2 separate regions of the Homo sapiens genome follow, and region 1 is linked to region 2. Evidence: read pairs that join two places in POLR2A ChIA-PET (ENCODE). Cell type or tissue: endothelial cell of umbilical vein. All regions are shown on one strand. Each heading gives the region's core, and the rest is flanking DNA. Links, peaks and the distances in the headings are about the cores only.

What was found. Peaks named below come from ENCODE experiments on the same cell type or tissue, not always from the same donor. Only the 100,000 strongest peaks of a DNase experiment are listed, where the experiment ranks them.
Region 1: POLR2A ChIA-PET joins it to region 2 with 15 read pairs; 2 of 35 experiments call an interaction of 5 or more read pairs at or near these places.

The regions. Positions count from the first base shown.
Region 1 is chr9:35,066,053-35,070,405 of GRCh38, reverse strand. It overlaps VCP (valosin containing protein), which reads left to right. Exons shown (of 17, transcript NM_007126.5): 2 at 2,044-2,155; 3 at 2,343-2,515; 4 at 3,589-3,731. Among named protein-coding and RNA genes, the nearest start is that of VCP, 4.4 kb to the left of the region's middle. In endothelial cell of umbilical vein, for the core only: no CTCF peak of the experiment used is centred there; no DNase peak of the experiment used is centred there; H3K4me3 peaks cover 257 bases; H3K27ac peaks cover 218 bases.
Region 2 is chr9:35,359,339-35,376,745 of GRCh38, reverse strand. UNC13B (unc-13 homolog B) reads right to left here. Exons shown (of 40, transcript NM_001371189.2): 12 at 9,753-9,799; 13 at 6,350-6,428; 14 at 1,545-1,619; 15 at 499-718. Among named protein-coding and RNA genes, the nearest start is that of RUSC2, 120 kb to the left of the region's middle. RefSeq lists an enhancer at 2,923-3,475. In endothelial cell of umbilical vein, for the core only: no CTCF peak of the experiment used is centred there; a DNase peak (open chromatin) is centred at 9,075; H3K27ac peaks cover 467 bases.

The DNA of each region.
Region 1 (4,353 bases), core at 40-2,539, 300 kb after region 2:
TTCTCCAGTCCCAGTTCTATAAGTCAAGCAAGAAGATGGGCAGTCCCTGGAAGAGTATTTTGATGGGACAGGAGTGGGAGAGCTCGTGGGTTTACATTGCTCTCAACTGTCACATTGAGCATGCTTGGCCTCTAGTGTGTTGATAAGCATTGGAAGAGTCTGCCTACTCAGCAGCATTGTGCCTGGAGTGGCAGACTTTTGGAATGGGGGAAGCAAATTTGAGCAGAGGAAACTGTCGTTAGAAACTAGTTTAGAGGCAGTGGTTAAAAATGCAGCCTATGTGTGAGGGTTAGCAGAAGGCCTACCATTTTGTTAGATGAATGGGGTTTGTTTTTCTCTTGGGTGTATCAGGACCCAAAGATGTAAGAACCCCATGGCTTCCTAGCTGAGCACAGCATTTTTCTTTGTCTCTTGCAAATTGTGAGGATATTTCCAATGGGAATACTATTTTGTCTTGTTTTGTTGACTTCAGTATCCCCAGCCCTTAGAACAATGCCTGGTACATAATAGAGACTCATGAATTTGTTGAATGAAGAAATTCGTTTTAAAAATTTATTTTCTTTGCTTCCTTCATTGTCTGGCCTTCCTACTTTGGTTAATGCTTATGTTTTCCTGAGCCTTACTAACACGAGGCCGCTCTTAAAAAAGAGAGAGCGCTGGGTGCTGTGGCTCACGCCTGTAATCCCAGTACTTTGGGAGGCCGAGGTGGGCAGATCACCTGAGGTCAGGAGTTCGAGACCAGCCTGACCACCATGGTGAAACCCCATCTCTAGTAAAAATGCAAAATTAGCCAGGTGTGGTGGCGCATGCCTGTAATCCCAGCTACTCGGGAGGCTGAGGCAGGAGAATCACTTGAACCCGGGAGGTGGAGGTTGCAGTTAGCTGAGATCGCAGCATTGCATTCCAGCCTGGACAACAAAAGCGAAACTCCATCTCAAAAAAAAAAAAAAAAAAAAAAAAAGGGAGAGGGAGCTTGCTGAGTCTAGTAAGTGACAGCTGGAAACGGGCTAGGTAATAAGTTGGTGTCACTGTCTGGTGAATGATCCTAGCTTCTAGGAAATAACACTGAGTGTAGACCCAGTCGACTTTGATTTGGGTGAGAGGGATTTGGATTTGCCCCATGTCTCAGCATTTCTTGGTTTTGATTTTTTGAGCCAACTTTATGGAATTGTGTACTTTTGCAGATATTACTGTGAAGTTCCTTTTGACCTTGAGCCTCTTTCTGGCGGTTTGATGTCTGTTAGTGTTTTTTCCAAATATGATGGTCTTTATGCTTGGCATTCCTTTGGTACTATGGAATGCCCTGGCATCAGTAGGTTTAGCCTATAAGGAGGGTAGCACCAATGATTCTGCTTCGTTGTCCCCAGGCTTGCTTGGTAGAACTTAAGGCCTCCCTGAGCCTCAAGGGAGGTTGTCTGGCTTACTTAATTCCCTGGAAAGTTAGCTTATGCTTTACTCTATACTGTTAATCATGGTGACCATTAATACCATGTGCCAGGTATTATGTTAAGCATTTTACATTCATTATCTCCCTTAAGACAATAAGCCTCTGAGATAAGTATTATATTCCTTCTTTTATAGAGGAGGACATCAAAGTTCAGAGGTTAGGTAACTTGCCCAAGATCACAATTAAGCAGTGGCATAATTGGAATTCAGACCCAATGGGTCTGACTATAGAGTTCCTGCTCTTAACCACTCTTCTGTAAGTCTAAGACTATTTTTATTTCTCTAACAACTATTCAGCCTCCATTTCTATTATGTCTTCTTCTTAGGCCATTATTTTCTGACCCTGGGGCAGGATCACTCACTTGGGGCCTTATAGCTGGGACACTGACGCTCAAAATACCAGGAGCTGCTGGAATGGGTATTGTAATATGTATGGTAGATACTGCTCCTCGTGACCTTGGCTGCCTTTCCTTCATCTGAGCTTTCTGGTCTAGGGACAGCTTCATCTATTCACTGTTTCTTTCCTAAGTATGAGTTTTAGAGACTGGCGAGGCGCTTGGGGCAGGAGTATCTACTGACTCCATTTCCTCCTTCTAGTTCAAAAGGTGATGACCTATCAACAGCCATTCTCAAACAGAAGAACCGTCCCAATCGGTTAATTGTTGATGAAGCCATCAATGAGGACAACAGTGTGGTGTCCTTGTCCCAGGTAAGCTGTGGCCACAGACTAGTCTTTCCTTACTGCACTTACTTGAGGGATTTTCCCAGGTTTCTTTTCTCATTTTTCTTGCAGTGACTGCAGATAGAGTGGGGTTTACTGGGAATCCCAATCTCCAGGGCTGCTGCTTACTCCCCGTCAGCCCAATGACCCAAAGGCCTTAACTTTCTTTCCTCAGCCCAAGATGGATGAATTGCAGTTGTTCCGAGGTGACACAGTGTTGCTGAAAGGAAAGAAGAGACGAGAAGCTGTTTGCATCGTCCTTTCTGATGATACTTGTTCTGATGAGAAGATTCGGATGAATAGAGTTGTTCGGAATAACCTTCGTGTACGCCTAGGGGATGTCATCAGGTGTGTGTGGGGTTTTTGGCTTCACAGGGATGGGAGGCCAGAGATAGCCTGCATTACAGGCAGGACCCATGTATTACAGGCAGGACCAAGTTCTTGGCACCTGTCGATGCAGGAAGCCTCCTGGTCATGGGAAGACTTATGCTTCAGGGTTGTCTTTAGGTTTTGGTTCTGCCTCCCTGGGACTTCAAAATCCATTTCTGCAGGTCCCTTGAGACAAATTGGCGTTCCTGTAACTTTCTTGATGGCTTTATTTTTTCCTACTAGAGGTGTAATTTATCATACTTATATCCTGGCTTAGGATACCACTCGAGGGTGTGTATGTATATGCCAAATAATCTCCTCACTACTCTCACTAGTATGTCTAATTGATGGCTTGTGTTGGGGTTGGAATGAGGTGGGGGTATGGGCATGGAAGGTGAGCTGCTAGCAGGTCTTTTAAGCCCCTAAGTTAACCCGGGAGAGAGGAATAGTTGGAGCCAGACCTGGGATAGCTCTCAATGTGAGTGATTTTGCTTGTTCTTGCATAATTTTAGGCAAGAGGTTACCCCATCTTGGAGTCATCTCTAGCCACTCCTACCCAACCAACCATCACCTGGCCAGGATCATCTCAGGCTTTTGATTCTTTTGAATGGAGTCTAAGTTTCATGTAGCTTTCTTCTTGGGAGTGCTTAGTCACTTCCTCAAGGTGTTCTGACCACCTGGCTGAGATAATTTTGTTTTTTTCACTTCTGTTTCACTGACCCTGACAATTGTTAGCTTAAGACCTTCCCTTGTAATATTGGGTCACCAGTATTAGCTAGAAGGGGATCATCCTTGGATATCTCCCTGAAGACCCTGCATGTCTTTGTGGGGTTTCTAAATGTGTGGCTCTTGATTTTGGCTCACTGATTAGGAGTGAGTGGGGCTGTTCCTTCGCCCTCACTTCCACCCTGTTCTCCTTCCTCTCTTCGCCTAAAGCCATCCTGCCTTTTCTTTTTCACTTACTATCAGCTATCTGTGCCAGGCCCTTTTGGACACCCAGTGCTTGGGCCCGAAGTGTGGTTGGTAATATGGAGTCTGCTTGTCATCCTCAGCATCCAGCCATGCCCTGATGTGAAGTACGGCAAACGTATCCATGTGCTGCCCATTGATGACACAGTGGAAGGCATTACTGGTAATCTCTTCGAGGTATACCTTAAGCCGTACTTCCTGGAAGCGTATCGACCCATCCGGAAAGGTGAGAGCTAATTCTGAGCTTAAGGATTATTGACTGTAGGGAATAAACCTTGGAACATCTTTATCTCATTTTCTTTTTCTTTTTTTTTTTTTAAATCTTTTATGCTTTTCCCCTGTATTTATTTATTCATTTTTTAAGAGATGGGGTCAGCTGGGCACCGTGGCTCACACCTATAATCCCAGCAATTTGGGAGGCTGAGGCGGGTGGATCACTTGAGGCCAGGAGTTTGAGACCAGCCTGGCCAACATGGCGAAACCCCATCGTGGGCACCTGTAATCCCAGCTACCTGGGAGGCTGAGGCATGAGAATTGCTTGAACCCAAGAGGTGGAGGTTGCAGTGAGCCAAGATTGGGCCACAGTACTGCAGCCTGGGTGACAGAGCAAGACTCTGTCTCAAAAAAAAAAAAAAAGAGACAGGGTCTCACTATGATGCCCAGGCTGGTCTCAAACTGCTGGGCTCAAGTGATCCATCTGCCATGGCCTCCCAAAGTGCTGGGATTACAGGCATGAGCCATCAAGCCTAGTCTCATTTTCTTTTCTTTTTTTTTTGAGACAGAGTGTCGCGCTGTCCCCCAGGCTGGAGCGCAGTGGTGCAATCTCGGCTCACTGCAACCTCCGCCTC
Region 2 (17,407 bases), core at 7,859-10,358:
CTACCAGATTCATTTGACATTTCTATTTCTGGCACTATTGTCTAAAAACAAGTAATGAATGCTGCCTTCCCTGAGTCCTAGATTCTAGGCTTTAGGAGGTTCCTCTGTGGGGCCTGGAACCCCACAAAACTCTATTTCTTTCCTCTCATTAGCCTCAGATCCTGATGCTTTTGTCATTTGGACAATAAGGCCGCTGTGCTGTATACACTACAAAGCTCAGTCTCTGGGATCAACTGAATCCTATAAGATTCTAGCTACACTACCACAGAAAGCTCAAAGAATTTTTCCTAAAGGTGCTTAAGAAGGTAGTGTAAGACCTGTTATTTGGAAAGGCAATGCCCCTTGATTCAGAATCCTACCTTCTCTGAAATGGATAGGGTTTCAGAATCAGGTGGACTGGGGGAATGATTGGTTCAGCCATCCCAGCTCTTTGCTGCAGACTATTTTGGAAAGCCCCTGCTGCCCCACTCCCCGCCCCTCATCCCGCAGGGCACTCACGCTGCAGGCAGTCAGCATTGAGCAGATCCTGGCACTTCTCATGGCACTTGACTCCACATTCGCTGCAGCGCATGCCCTGCCGGGCAATGCCCCAGAGCAGGCCTTCACACTCATAGCAGTAGGTTGGGGTAGTGGCCGTCCAGACCTCAAAGTTATGAGGAGTGGTGCACGAAATGGGGTAGATTAAGGCCTGCAGGGTTTTCTTATACACGTGGGATTTCTGAAAGACACATACCCCATCCCATGATTTTTGTTTTTTGTTTGTTTTGAGACAGAGTCTTGCTCTGTTGCCCAGGCTGGAGTGCAGTGGTATGATCTCGGCTCATTGCAACCTCCACCTCCCAGGTTCAAGCAATTCTCCTGCCTTGGCCCCCAAGTAGCTGGGATTACATGCACATGCTACCATGCCCAGCTAATTTTTGTATTTTTAGTAGAGACAGGGTTTCACCATGTTGGTCAGGCTTGTCTCGAACTCCTGACCTCAAGTGATCCACCTGCCTTGGCCTCCCAAAGTGCTGGGATTACAGGCATAAGCCAACATGCCTGGTCCCCATGACTTTTGGGTTCTGCAGGGAGATACCAGAACTGAGACCCTGTGGGACAATCAGGACCTTGATTTCGTGTCTCCTCTGGCAATGAAGAAGATGCTCTATCCTGGCCCAGCCCAGAGCCCAGCATAGCAGAATGAGGCCCACAATATAGTGTGCTTCTGGTTGTCCAACACAGGTTGGACCTGATGCTGGATCCGAGCCTTGTTCCAGCATTCACGCTTTCTAAGAAAACAGAAGGTACTAGGTCCATCATAAAACCTTGAGTTCAGTGGTCACACCCTTCAACATGAGACTTGGGCTTACTCTCTGATCTAGACTTGCTTAGAGTCTTTCCCAGTGTGGAAAACTAACACCTGATGCTATCTATCTTTTTCATCAGCAATGTGTGTCCAGCACTCTTGAATTCCCAGAATTCCCAATTATTAATAGCATGGCTACAGAGATGATCACCAGTCCTGAGGCCAGTGGACTTACGAAAGCACTTGGGACACTTACCAGCTCTTCGTCCTTAAGAGAAGTGCGTGTAGCCATTGCAGAAGTGATTCCTGCCTTCCGAGACTGGACCAGTGACTGTCAGGGAAGATCTGCTGTTAGCCCTGACCACTGCCAAGGGCTGGCAAAGTCTGGGGGAGGGAGCTTCAGTGACCAAAGCCACTTGACTATAGCTTACTACAGTACTTTCTATTTTTATTGTCACTCACAGCAACCGCCCTAACAGGTGACAAGTGTCCCAGGTTAAGATGCAAAACCCAAGGCCCTCAGGGGGCTGCTCTAACTATGTTAGAACAGCACTTTCTTCAGGGTATCTATCATCCAAAGAGTTTCTTTTTCTTTCACTCTTCTTAGTGTCCTACCCCACAGAAACTCCTTGTTTATGGGAAGGCAAAGGAAAATGAAAAGCTTAGAACTATAGTAGGAAACAGGTAATTAAGAATAATAGAGACACACAACTCTGTCAGAGTCACATTCAAGAGCCATTATGGAGAAAAATGATTCCATGCTAACCTCTATACCTTGGCACCTCCCCAAGCCCACATAATCCCTGGATGGCTGCAGAGGCCAGCAGGCCTACAAGTAGGGCACTTGGCAAGTGAAAAGGGCATTGAAGCCTCAGTCAAATCAAGCAGGACAGAGAGTTAAGTCTGAGAGCTGGGGCTGCCTTGCTAGCCACACTCTTGCATAGGGGGCCCCATGTATCTGCCAAGCCCAGAGAGTTAAGTCTGAGAGCTGGGGCTGCCTTGCTAGCCACACTCTTGCACAGGGGCCCCATGTATCTGCCAAGCCCAGAGAGTTAAGTCTGAGAGCTGGGGCTGCCTTGCTAGCCACACTCTTGCACAGGGCCCGATGTATATGCCAAGCCCAGAGAGTTAAGTCTGAGAGCTGGGGCTGCCTTGCTAGCCACACTCTTGCACAGGGCCCATGTATCTGCCAAGCACAGAGAGTTAAGTCTGAGAGCTGGGGCTGCCTTGCTAGCCACACTCTTGCACAGGGGCCCCATGTATCTGCCAAGCCCAGAGAGTTAAGTCTGAGAGCTGGGGCTGCCTTGCTAGCCACACTCTTGCACAGGGGCCCCATGTATCTGCCAAGCCCAGAGAGTTAAGTCTGAGAGCTGGGGCTGCCTTGCTAGCCACACTCTTGCACAGGGCCCCATGTATCTGCCAAGCCCAGAGAGTTAAGTCTGAGAGCTGGGGCTGCCTTGCTAGCCACACTCTTGCACAGGGCCCCATGTATCTGCCAAGCCCAGAGAGTTAAGTCTGAGAGCTGGGGCTGCCTTGCTAGCCACACTCTTGCACAGGGGCCCCATGTATCTGCCAAGCCCAGAGAGTTAAGTCTGAGAGCTGGGGCTGCCTTGCTAGCCACACTCTTGCACAGGGGCCCCATGTATCTGCCAAGCCCAGAGAGTTAAGTCTGAGAGCTGGGGCTGCCTTGCTAGCCACACTCTTGCACAGGGGCCCCATGTATCTGCCAAGCCCAGAGAGTTAAGTCTGAGAGCTGGGGCTGCCTTGCTAGCCACACTCTTGCACAGGGCCCCATGTATCTGCCAAGCCCAGAGAGTTAAGTCTGAGAGCTGGGGCTGCCTTGCTAGCCACACTCTTGCACAGGGGCCCCATGTATCTGCCAAGCCCAGAGAGTTAAGTCTGAGAGCTGGGGCTGCCTTGCTAGCCACACTCTTGCACAGGGCCCCATGTATCTGCCAAGCCCAGAGAGTTAAGTCTGAGAGCTGGGGCTGCCTTGCTAGCCACACTCTTGCACAGGGCCCCATGTATCTGCCAAGCACAGAGAGTTAAGTCTGAGAGCTGGGGCTGCCTTGCTAGCCACACTCTTGCACAGGGGCCCATGTATCTGCCAAGCCCAGAGAGTTAAGTCTGAGAGCTGGGGCTGCCTTGCTAGCCACACTCTTGCACAGGGCCCCATGTATCTGCCAAGCACAGAGAGTTAAGTCTGAGAGCTGGGGCTGCCTTGCTAGCCACACTCTTGCACAGGGCCCCATGTATCTGCCAAGCCCAGAGAGTTAAGTCTGAGAGCTGGGGCTGCCTTGCTAGCCACACTCTTGCACAGGGGCCCCATGTATCTGCCAAGCCCAGAGAGTTAAGTCTGAGAGCTGGGGCTGCCTTGCTAGCCACACTCTTGCACAGGGCCCCATGTATCTGCCAAGCACAGAGAGTTAAGTCTGAGAGCTGGGGCTGCCTTGCTAGCCACACTCTTGCACAGGGCCCATGTATCTGCCAAGCCCAGAGAGTTAAGTCTGAGAGCTGGGGCTGCCTTGCTAGCCACACTCTTGCACAGGGGCCCCATGTATCTGCCAAGCCCAGAGAGTTAAGTCTGAGAGCTGGGGCTGCCTTGCTAGCCACACTCTTGCACAGGGCCCCATGTATCTGCCAAGCACAGAGAGTTAAGTCTGAGAGCTGGGGCTGCCTTGCTAGCCACACTCTTGCACAGGGGCCCATGTATCTGCCAAGCCCAGAGAGTTAAGTCTGAGAGCTGGGGCTGCCTTGCTAGCCACACTCTTGCACAGGGGCCCCATGTATCTGCCAAGCCCAGAGAGTTAAGTCTGAGAGCTGGGGCTGCCTTGCTAGCCACACTCTTGCACAGGGGCCCCATGTATCTGCCAAGCCCAGAGAGTTAAGTCTGAGAGCTGGGGCTGCCTTGCTAGCCACACTCTTGCACAGGGGCCCCATGTATCTGCCAAGCCCAGAGAGTTAAGTCTGAGAGCTGGGGCTGCCTTGCTAGCCACACTCTTGCACAGGGCCCATGTATCTGCCAAGCCCAAGCTTTAGGGGCAGCCCCTGGAGAGGCACATGGTTTCCTAAAGGCAGAGGACGCTGAGAAGGCAGAAGTCATAATATCAGCCTAAGCAGGAGGAACAGCTGGGAAGGGCCCAAGTGATTTGGGATGAGGATTTTGTTTGTTTGTTTGTTTGTTTGGAGACAGAGTCTTGCACTGTCGCCCAGGCAGGAGTGCAGTGGTGCGATCTCAGCTCATTGCAACTTCCGCCTCCCGGGTTCAAGCGATTCTCCTGCCTCAGCCTCCCAAGTAGCTGAGATTACAGGTACTCGCCACCACGGCTGGCTAATTTTTTTGTATTTTTAGTAGAAACAGTGTTTCACTATGTTGGTCAGGCTAGTCTCGAACTCCTGACCTTGTGATCCGCCCGCCTCAGCCTCCCAAAGTGCTGGGATTACAGGCATGAGCCACTGCAACCAGCCAGGGATGCAGACTTTTAAAGAGGATGAGAAAGGGCTCTGGAGACACTCACCATAGCCTGCGTAGAGGACAGCAGAGAAAAGAACAACATGATGTTAAAGGCTCGAAAGGGCATGAAAACTTTCAGAGGCAACTGAGAGGTTCTTCCCTATAGTCCAAAGCAGGGAGCATTTCCCAATCCACTCTGCTTCTGTCCACTAAAAACTGTCTTCAACCCAGACCACTGGCCAGGACCCAAAGCCTAGAGCACCTACTCTAAGGAGTATTATGCCATAAAGCCAAAGATAGGGCAAAAGACAGAGAGGGATAGCAAGAAATAAACTAGATACTTGCTCATGGGCAAACAGTGAGAAAGGATGAGGAAAAAAAGTAGGAAGAAGAGGAAGAAAAAAAAGAGGAGATGAGAGACATTAAGGAAAGGAAAATGGTATTGAAGAAGACATGGCATCAGAATTTATCTTCAACCAGCTAGATGAAGAGCTAGTGGAAGAAGAGGTACATTAGAAAGGAGGAGTCGGGCATGGTGGCTCACGCCTGTAATCCCAGCACTTTGGGAAGCTGAGGCAGGAGGATCACTTGAGCCCGGGAGTTTGAGACCAGCCTGGGTAACAGGGACTCCGTCTCTATAAAAAAAAAAAAAAAGAAAGAAAGAAAGAGAGAGAAAGGAGAAGATGAACAAATGGTAAGAAATAATGGAAGGGAAGAAAAATGATGAAGAGAAAATGGCAGATGATACTTTCATTCGGTCAACTAAGGAGGGAGAAACTAGTGGAGCAGGAAATGGGGAAGAGGGAAGAGGGGTGGTTAGGAAAAACAATAGATAGAATAGAGAGAAAAAAGAAAACAGAAACAGAAAATGGTAATAAGGGAAAAGGGTTCACATTTAACTGAATCCTTACACCCGATTTCTAGCTTTAGAGCTCTGAGAGAACCTGGACCTCACTTCACCCCCAACTACCCACAAGGCTACAGAAAATTCCTTGGGTTGTTTGTGCCTCAGAAGGTATGACCCAGAATGGGGCTTCTGGTCATCCTGGGAGGATGGGATGGAGGCCCTGGGATCAGCTTTAACTCTTAAGCCTGTTTCAATTCAATTCCACAAATTTTTATCATTGCCTCTCAGTGCCTGACACTAGGTTACAGAGATAGTCTCAAAAGCCTATGTCTTGAGAAGAGACTTTTGCTTGACTTCCAAGAAGGCATCAAGCTCCAGTCATGCTCATCCCATACCAAGCTCAATGATCAAGAGGTCAAGGGCTGGAGGCAATTTCCATTACAGGTCATCAAAGAAGGCTGTAGAGATACCTATAAGAGCTAGATGCCTATAGGAAGACACAAAATCCTAACTTTGAGAGCCCAAGTCACAAATATTCCAGGTAGGAGCTTGAGCTAATAAATTCAGGACTCTGACTAGGGAGTGAGGTAGAACACAGTCCCTGTGAAGCCACTGCTAAGTCTCCGAAGGCTTTAAATGATTGATCATCAGATCAATTTGAGTCATTAAATGGACGACTTCCAATCCTGACAGCTTGCCAAGGCCCAATGGGGGATACCCCAAGGCTACTGCCTATGCCTGCACAAGAGTCTTCACTCACCAGATCACTGACAAGTGGCAGTGGCTTCTTTCTGCGTAAATCTGGCATGCTGTCAATGCCATAGAGCCCTCCGGCTGGCCTGAGGAGAGAAGAAAATATGTCAGGACCGTCAGTCTTGCTTTGAGTTAGCTGGTGGGTTCAGTGTTCCATTCACCTTGCTCTCCCTCTCCCCAGAGGAAGATGAACTGACCTCTACCATGTGCTTTTAGGACGGGAAGGAAAGACAGAAAGTCAGGGAAATAAAGTCATGGAAGAGTGAGCAATAGAATCTGTTCTCACAGGACCCCTCAGTGTCTCTTACAGTTTCAGCTGAGAACTGAGGCTCTTTTATCCCAGTGATAGTTCAAGGCATTTCTATTTATTTGAAGGCACTTTTATGCTCCATAAGGCAAGGTAGGAATTGGCACTCAAGAGGGCTTCTCCCCACATTCAGGGCAAAGACACTGCTCCCCAAAGATAAGTCTTGCCAAGGCTGTGCTAGAACAGAACCCACAGGGTGGCTCTACGGCAAGAGTCTAGGTGAGTAAGACTATACCAGACAATGGCACATAGAAGGAGACCGTCTCCATCCAAGAGTAAAAGAGTCACCAGTTCTGTCTACCTAGGCCTCCTGAAGAAAAGCCTTCTCCATGGAGAAAGGAGCCCTCATAATCAAGTGTAATAGGGGAGGTGGTATGAGAGACTTCCAAAAGACCACCTAAGGGAAGAAAAAACAAAACAAAACACCATTTAGGAAGGAAACAGCAAAGGGACTGTATGAGTGTGGCCTAGCCCTATGGACACATCAACAGAGCCTGGAGAAAAATTACAGCTACAGCAGCTGGACATTTCTAAAACTTTTACACCTTTTCTATACTGATTAATTTTATTGTTCTTTTATAACAATATGCAATAAAAACAGAAAATGTACCCAAAAGAAACTACACTGAAATAACCTGGATTTTAACTCCAGTTCTTCTATTAATGTACTATGTCTTCTCCCAAAATTCCTTCTTCACTTTGGGCCTTGGTGACGCTTCTATAAAATGAGATGGATAAGCAACAAAAAACTCTCTGGCCTTAATGCAAAGAACTCATGTACTTGGTTTTAATGAGAGCAAAGACGTTGGGAAAGTTGGGTAGCTGGGCTGTATACCACGGCTGGTCTAAAGACAGAAATATCCCAACAGAAAAAGTAGGTACTTGTAGCTATCTAGGCAAAGAATGGAACCACAAATTGGGTCAAGTCCAGGAGTTGAAACAGGCCACTCAATATGCTGATTTCTAATAAAACAGCTCCCTGAACATAGGCAGTAGGCTTTGTTTTTAATGAGACTACCAGACTGAGGGAAGTTCTATACTTAGGACAGCTTCTAAGGACGAAGGTGAAAGAAAAGGAAGAAAGACAATAGGGAATCATTTAGAAAACTACTACATAGCTACATTCAGAAGTAGTCTGGATATGTCCCATTGACATGTGTGTATTTTACAATTATTAGAAGAAAAAAACTAAAGATCACTGAAGAAGCAACTGATGCCACAACTTTGTAGCTAATTCTAGAAACTACAATATGTATCTCTTAAGGCAAGAAGTTTTTTTTTTAAACATAAATGATCTTTCAATAAAAGAAGAAGGGGGTAGCTCATTCAATGATTCACCCTTGATTAAAAGAAGACAAACTAAAAAAAAAAAAAACAGATACTGACAAAGCTGCAGGGAAAAGAGAACACTTATACACTGTTGGCAGGAGTGTAAATTAGTTCAACCGTTGTGGAAAGCAGTGTGGTGATTCCTCAAAGAACTAAAAACAGAACAACCATTCGACTCAACAATCCCATTATTGGGTATATACCCAAAGGAATATACAGTGTTCTACCATAAAGACAGATGGATGAGTATGTTCGCTGCAGCATTATTCACAATAGCAAAGACATGGAATCAAGCTAAATGCCCATCAGTGGCACACTGGATAAAGAAAATGTGATACATATACACCGCAGAATACTATGTGGCCATAAAAAAGAACGAGATCATGTCCTTTGCAGGAACATGGCTGGAGCTGGAGGCCACTATTCTTAGCAAACTAATGCAGGAACAGAAAACCAAACACTGCATGTTCTCTCTTATAAGTGGGAGCTAAATGATGAGAACACATGGACACAAAGAGGGTAACAACAGACACGGGCCTACTTGAGGGTGAAGGGTAGGAGGAGGGAGAGGAGCAGAAAAAATAACTATTGTTATAGTACTTGGGTGATGAAATAATCTGTACAACAAATCCCTGTGACACGAGTTTAACTATATAACAAACCTGCACATGTACCCCTGAACCTAAAACAAAAGTTAAAAAAAATTTTTTTTTAAAGATGACAAATTGCAAGGGAAAGGAGCATGTAAAAATATAGTAGATCATCTACCTGATCTTTCTTCTTCCCTGGCCACAAGAGGAAGCAACTACTGAGACTTCTGATGTCAGAAGCCTTTGTAGGAAAAAGGGAAAAGGAAGGTCTAGATAACTAATTGGTGGTATTTGTGGGAAGGAGTGGGGAATGAGAAGGTACTTGAACTCTCTTCTCTCTTTAAGAACAGTCAGTTACAGGCTACACTGAGCAGCTTAAAATGACTCTGGTACAATCACACAGGTCTGAAACTCCCAAACAAGAAGCACGGACAGAACATACAGAGCTCAGAAAGGGGTGTTACTTATATCCTGACTACAGTGGAATGGAATAAGTAGATGACTCACAACAGCTGGAGCAGGATCAAGCCTAGGAGTAACTTAATCAGCCACACCATCAACAATGGAATGGATAGAATGAATAAGATCTAGTATTGATAGCACAGCAGGGTGACTACAGTCAACAACAATTTATTGCACATTTTAAAATAACGAAAAGAGTGTAAGTGGATTGTAACAAAAAGAAAGGATAACTGCTTGAAGTGATGGATACCCCATTTACCCTGATGTGAGTATTACACACTGTATGCCTGTATCAAAATATCTAATGTAACCCATAAATAGACACACCTAGTATGTACCTACAAAAATTAAAAACAAATGAAATGGAAAGAAAATGTTTCCAAATGCAGATATTTTTCTAATTTCCTCTTTGTTCTACTTAAAGAGTATTTCACCACTATGAAAAGATGGACCAGAAATTATAGAGGCAAGGATGAGAAGGCCCCAAAGCTCCCTCCCCTGCACCAGGGTAACCATTCTGCAAAGTTCCCTCTTCTGCCTCCAAGGAATCCATCAGCAGAGTTCTCTCCTCTGCCTCAGAGAACCAACCAACCTATAGTGGAACCTTTTCCTTCCCCAGGATGCAGCTTATGAAGCTGGTTCCCCTGCTTCCCAGGGGAAAAGCTAAAAGCATCAAGAGATACTGAATAAAATCCACAGAAACCTTGCAGTGAATTACTTACCCTTCCGGGAGCCACTGAGGCAGAGAGGGGTCACCATCATCTGGAATCTTTAAAAAGAGATAGGAAACAAGTTAGATCCTGGGAAAGATGGGAGATTGCCTGTAATCTGAGCAGCGAGCAGTAGAGTACAAGCCCAGAGCAGTGTAAGTCACATTCACCATGTGGTGACAGCCTGTCTGACATCTAAACCAATGTCCTGATCAGTCAGGGCAACAAGCAGGCTGCTGAAATGAGTGGTACCTGTCTCCTTGGTGAATAGGAGATAGGGCAAAGCTCACTGAGTTTGCAGGGCTGAAGTCTACTGGAATGGCAGAACTCATATCACTCTTATATGAGCCATTAGTGTAGACAGCAGTAAACCAAGCACAGGAGAAGGGCCTACTTAGGCTTCCAGGCCTCACTAAAGCAAAAGGACACCTTCATATAGAGTCCAGTCTTCTTCCAGCTATATTCCTAAACTCCCTTAATGTCCCAGAGTCAGACCTGGTCTCTCTGGATTCCTATCTCATTTTGTGGTTGGATTTAGTTTGGGTGCCTTGAACCTCTGACTCACTGACACTAAGTATATTCTCTCTATTTAATAAATTCTACATAACAAGAGAACCCAGGGTAGATTAGACACTTGGATTATCATTCTAGTGAATTCTATAGGCCCTAGAATGAGAAGTCGAAACTTGAGACACCAAATAATTCAAGGAAGGGAACAGTTCAAAAATCACCTTTTAAAGGTTTCTGTACCAAAAGAAAACAAAATAAACAAAAGCAAATCCTTCAAGCAGCATGCAGAAAGGTCCAAAGCTGCCAGAGTGCTCCAGAGGTCCAATAGCACATGCTTTTTTCAGGCTAACAGGTCTGGGGCTTCCTGCCCCTCCTTGTTTTCTTCCACTCCCAACAACTTCCCTGCCTCCTAACTATCCTGGAGCAAATGAGCTCCAGAAGGGAGGCAGAATTAAGGTGCTTAGCTTTGAACAGTGAGTGATGTTTTGGAGAGCTAAAGTGGGGAGAAGTTATGGATAACAATGAGGCAATACAGAGGAGAATAGGGACAGATAGGACAGAGCTAATGGTGATGGAAAAGTGAGGGAGAATTACCTGGGTCAGCAATAGGCTCACATGAATTTTGGATTTAAGACTCCTCTTAGGTTGTCTATGTTTTAATCAAGCCTATCTCCCTACGGACCAGAGCCCCCATTCCACCCCATCTGCCTCCTATCCTTTCTATAGGTAGGATGATATTGGTAATGGGAGGGCCAGGTCCAAAAGGCAGCCAGAAGTGGCTGAAGCAAAAGACAATGGGGATAGTATAGAAGAAACAACAGTAGGTGGGAAGAAACAACAGTAGGTGGGAAATAACAGAAAAGCTGCAAGTCTTCTAAGGTTGCTTATGGAAGGGGTAAGGGTTGAGTGTTGGGGAGCCAATCCCTAAATCCCCAGATCTTACCAACCAGAACTTATTTTCCCTCTGGAAATAGCCACCGTACTCAGCAGGTTCTTATTTCCTATCCAGAGTGAGATATTTGCCAGAAACCACTGGGCTTAAGGAAACAAAGTCACAAAAAGTCTGAGAACCTGGCTCAGATCATGCACATTTCCTGTGCTCAGAAGGGATAACAACATGTCTGCAAAAGCCTGCACACATAGTACACACAACTTGTGTCTGAAGGAAACACATGGTGAGCATGGATCCTAGGCTTATGGCTTCAGAACATAAGCTTCAGAGTATTCAGTGATCTGCAGAAACTCATCTGAGGAGGATTCACAGTGTTTACTATGGCCCAAATCACAGGCAAAGCAAACCCTCATGGTCTTCAAGAGCCAGTGCTTGCAAGCACAGGGCATTAGTATACTATGCATTCACATGGTTTGGGGAAACCACGTAACAGGGCTACAGAAGCCTGTGCTCAACAGAGAGGTCAGGAAGCCTGTTCAGAGCACAAGTACCTTCACACTTAGGGCCTCAGGCAAGAGGCAGGAAATGCCTGCAGCAAAGCCTGCTCTCAAATACAAAGTACACATGCGTGCTGGGCTCAGCCAAGGTTTTACAGCATATGCCAGAGTTTGCAGCAACAGGTAGAAAATGGACACACACTGAGCTGAGTAGGAGAAAAGGAGGGTAATCAGTGTCTGGGGGAGTCAAACTGAGTATAAGCACACACATGCTACATTGAATGCACACCCATGCTGGTGCACACACATTCTCGCAGTGTGCTCCAGGGATATCTGCAGGAGCACACACAAGCAAGGAGCATGCACACAAACTGCTTTTCAGAAAAATAGACTGCATGAGCCAAAGCTCAGAGGCACAGATCATGCACGCACATGTGCATGTACACACACACACACACATACACACACACATACAGTGCTTGGGAAGGAGGGGAGGGAAATAGACAAAAAAGGACGACCCAAAGGGTCATAGGCACAACCTGAAGGGCTCCTCGCTTTTCTTCTGCAAGGAGAGAAAGAGCAGAAAAAAGGGCAGAAAGGTTAGTAGAGTCAGTCCTATAAGTAGGGAACCCAAAGAAAATGCCAGCTAAACTCCAAGGGACATGGAAGAGAGGGAGAGGTCCTCGGGACAACTAGGCAGTTCATAGAGCCCAGCTGACTGGCTTCCAGAATCCTTCCTGCCTGTATTTGCTGGCCCAGGATTTTTAGTTTGGAACATCCCTGGAGATGTTCCAAACTAAATCAAGGGACAAAATCTACCCAGGGGTTCCAGTCATCCTTTTCCCATTTCCAAAGTGGCCTGCATCAAGGGTCAGGGCTGCCAAGGTTGCAAGACCAGATTTGTTACCAATGACCACTCCAACAGACTATCTAAGCTGGCTGAGCACAGAGTGATTTCCTTCCTCAGAAGCCACGTGAGCTTATTCTAGATCTGGTATAAGTCCTCAAACTCCAAAGGCCCTGGTGACTGAGCCTTTTCCATTTTGCAATGCAGGCTTGGCCATGCATTCACTCAATGAGCTCTGGCCCGTTTCTCGGACCTGAAATTAAGTTGGACCAGGGTAGGGCCTGGAGTTAAGTCCAGGACCAGGATGCTGAATGGCTACAGGCCTGGGGGCATCGACTGGCTGCTTTCCTAATAGAAATCACAGTGATCTAGATGATAAAACCATGACTGCAATCCCAAATCTGATTATTTATCAAACCCAGGACAATACTCTAAAGGAAACTGACACTTCCAGAAGGGCCCGATCAAGCCATAACAGGATAAAAATAAAGCCCAGAGATTACTCCTTTCCTATTCATCAGAGACTACATTGCCTTCTAGGCCATACATGGATAGGCCCACAGGCTTCCTTCTGTAAGGAAAGTCCACCCACCTTGGTCCATTAGTGCCCCTCCATTTTCTTTTCTCTTTTAAAGGCCCATTGATGTCACATCACAAGTAGAGGGGAGAATTCAAGAATCGAATTCACAGGTTCCCAATTTTTCAAGCTATTTCTGCTTACTTAATGGGTCACCTGTCCTGGACTAGGTGACAAGGAATCCTCCAAAACAGTGCAGCTCCAGGAAGGTGGGAAAGATGAGAAAGACACTCCCTGGAATGGGGACATATCTCTTCCATATCTACATCTCAACCCCCCCAGGATAATGTGTTCCTTTTGAGTAAGAAAATTAGGCAAACAATCCTTTAACTGACCCCATGACTCAAACTGGAAATGTACCTCTCCCCCTTCACTATCTTAAATATATTCTACAACCATGTCAAAGTTGATTGTGTCCTTCTGTTCTCCACAGGTTTCCCCATAATGCCTAAAGATTAAAATCAAATCAATCCATTGACAGAGCCGTCACGGCTCTCCATGATCTGGCCCAAATCCCCAAATTCCTCTCCTCTGCCCTCTTTCTTGACCCCATATACATTCCTACAATCTAATTGTCTTGTTTCACAAAGACGTCACATACTCAAAACCCCAAATTTTTATTTACTCATTCTGTTCCATTAGCCTGAAATAGCATCTCACACCTCCTTTCCATAGAGGAAAATCCAACTCTTCCTCCAAGGCATAGTTCTGGGAAGCCTTCTCTGATGCCCACCCAAGCAAGAGTTAATAAGGCCATCCTAGTGCACCTAAGTTACATTCATCCTTCTCATTGGTATTTAACACATAATGCCTTGACAAGTCCCACCATTGTACAGATGAGAACCAGAGCAAATAGATGCAGATTTTTTTTTTTTTTTTTTTTGAGACGGAGTCTCGCTCTATTGCCCAGGCTAGAGTGCAGTGGTGCGATCTCGGCTCACTGCAAGCTCCACCTCCTGGGTTCACACCATTCTCCTGCCTCAGCCTCCCAAGTAGCTGGGACTACAGGCGCCCACCACCATGCCCAGCTAATTTTTTGTATTTACAGGGTTTCACTGTGTTAGCCAGGATGGTCTTGATCTCCTGACCTTGTGATCCGCCCACCTCGGCCTCCCAAAGTGCTGGGATTACAGGCGTGAGCCACCACGCCCCGCCCTAGATGCAGATTTTTAACTTCAACTGGGCCCTCTGTGTCACTTGATAAGTCTCTTCTTCCATTAGTCAGCTCCCTCTTCCACTTCTCAAAGGAGTTATACCTAACCTTCAGATACCTACTTTATCACAACACATTAACCACTGCTTAGTGTGTATCACCTAGATATCGCATGCTTAGTTCAAATTCAACATATCCAAACACTAAACTTCTATCTTCCATCTCTAAACGTCTCCTCCTGTCCCCAGCCAGACAATGGATCTCTCCCTCTCTGCACTCTGTCCCTATCCAATCACTCAGCCCTGTACTTTTTACCTCCTAAATATCTCTGGCATCCACTGCTGCCTTTCCATTTCACACTGCCACTATCATCTCTTAACTGGACTATAACAGGAGACTCCAAGCTGATCTCTCTGCCACTAGACTTGCTCCTCTCCAATCCATACTCCACATTTCCCATTTCGAAATTCTGATCGCATTTTTTTCTTTGCTTAATTGCATCAATTCTCCCCGTTGCTTACTGTAGCACATAAAGTGCTTCAAGATTTGTACTTCCCCTACCGTTCTAGCTTACTTTCCTTCCGCTCCTCACGTGTCCTGTATTCAAGTCTTACTGAACATTCTCCATCACATCTGAGACTTTTCACACCTCCCTCCCACACCCAGCCTACTGGGTGGACTCAGGCATATTCCCTAAGACTTAGTTCAAATACTAATGACTCTGTGAAATTTCTGTCTGCTTTCCTTCCCAAGGTAGGATTAAGTGCCTCTCCACTAGCTGCCCTGGTCTCCACCATTCTATGTCCACACTTCTAAGACAGTATGTTGTTAATACTGTTTTGTAGTATCATATATTGTAGTTGTCTGTATAAACATCTTCCTTTATAATATTTCTCACTTTATACTACTTCTTCAGAAAAAAGGATTATATATTATTTCACCTTTGTAGCCTGAGGGCTTAGCACATCGCCTATCATTTCTATGTAGTAAAAGAAAACTATAACTTTCAGGACTTAGAAAACAACAGCTATTCTAAGAAGTGTCTCTTGCCCAACCAGAGAAGGTATAAGTCTCTTAACCAGTAGTCTGTACCATTTTCCAGACCCTGAGGAACTGCTATACTGGCTATTCAGTTTGTCCTACCCGTTGGACAAACATTAAAAAACAACTTTTTTTCTTAAGAATCAAACTTTCTGTGCTTCCCAACTCCCTAAAATGCCTTAGGATTTTTCCACTTAGATTTAGTTTGCAGGTTAAGTTATAAATGTCTACAAAACAACTGCTTTGCAGGAAAATCCCTGACCCCCTAAGAATGATCTCTCTCACTGTTCCAGACAGTCCATTTTATAAGGAAGTGACATACCTCCTCATCAGCACTCCCCTCAGTATACCCAATAATACAATCTTAACTCCATTATTGAGAGTCAAAAGACTTGAGACGTTCAACTTATTTGAGCCTACATTTCCTTAACTATAAAAAGATAGGTATATGAACAACTACCTCCCAGGGTTATTGCAAGGATTCATTTCTTAAGAACCTATTATACTAAGGGCTGGTCATGGTGGCTCATGCCTATAATCCCAACACTTTGGGAGACTAAGGCAGGAGGAAGGATAGCTTGAGGTCAGGAGCTCAAGACCAGCCTGGGTAACAAAGTGAGACCCCCATCTCTACAAAACATGAAAAAAATAGCTGGGTGTGGTGGCATATGCCTGTAGTGGTGGCATGTGCCTGCACGTGCAGTGCAGCTACTTGAGACTGGGGTGGGAGGATCCATTGAGACCAGGAGATCAAGGCTGCAGTGAGCTCTGATCACTCCACTGCACTCCAGCCTGGGTGACAGACTGAGACTCTGTCTTTCAAAAAAAATTTTTAACTAAAAAAATTTTAAAAGAACCTAATGTGCACACTAGGCACTGTTCTCAATCAGTGCTGGTGATGTGGCAGTGAATGACACAAACTCCCTGATCCTGAAAAGCTTTTATTTTAGTAAGAGGAGCAGATAATAAACAATGATGAAGATGATGACAGTAGCTGATACTAATCAAACACTTATTTTGTATCTGGCATTTTATTTGGGTAAGCTCATTTATTTCTCACAACTCCACACTGGGTAAATACCATTATTACCTCCACTTCTTTGATAATTAAATTGAAGATCAGAGAGGTTAAGCAAGATGCCAGCAAGTGGCAAAGCCAAAATTCCTAACAGACATTCTTGTTCCAGGGTCTGCTTTCCATAAGAAATAACAATATACTATGTCACATGTGATAGGAACTTGGCTGAAAAATTCAGATAAGGGAAAAAGATAATGCCCCCTGATGATGGAGGTAGAGTTGTTATTAAAAATCCAAAAAATGGTTGTTAGGGCGGCCTCACTGATAGGTGATATCAAAGCAGACTTGAAAGAAATGAGTAAAGAAGCCATTTGGAGTTCTGGGAAAAAGTATTTTCGGAAGAACATATAGCAAATGCAAAGCCTGAGGTGAGAGCATAATTGGTGTGGAGAAACAGCAAATTTGCAATAAAGTACCAGTTCAAATAGGGCTCTACAGGCCTTTATAAGAATGCTGGTGTCCATTCTGAGTGAGACAGGAAATCATTGAGCAGAGAGGTGATATAACCTGACTCATGCTCTATGGGGATTACTCTGATTGTTGTGAGGAGAACAGACTGTAGAGGGACAAGGTTCTAGAAGCAGGGAGAGCAGTGAGACCACTGCAGTAATCTAGATGAGAGAAAATGGTGGCTTAAACAAGGATGACAGTGGTGGAGGTAGAGATAATGGCAAGATTCAAGATATTTTTTAAAAGTGGAGGAAGTGGAATTTACTAACGGACTGAATACAGGTTGTGAGAGAGAAGGGAGAGTCAAGAATGACTCTATGGATTGGGCCTGAATAGCTGCAAGAATAAAGATGCCACTCATGGGTAAGAAAGACAATAGGAAAGGCAGGTTTGGCAGGGGCTTCAGAAGAAGGATCAGGAGTTTGGCTTTGGATATGTCAAATGAGATGCCTATTTACATCCATAAGGAGGTGTTACGTGGATTTGGAGTCTGGTGTTCATGGAAGATGTTTGGGTTGGAGATATAAACCTGGGAATGCTTATGAAACTCGGGATTGAAAGATTATCATCTAGGAAGTGAGCATAGGAAGTCAAGATTGAATCCCAGGATGCTACAAGGTTG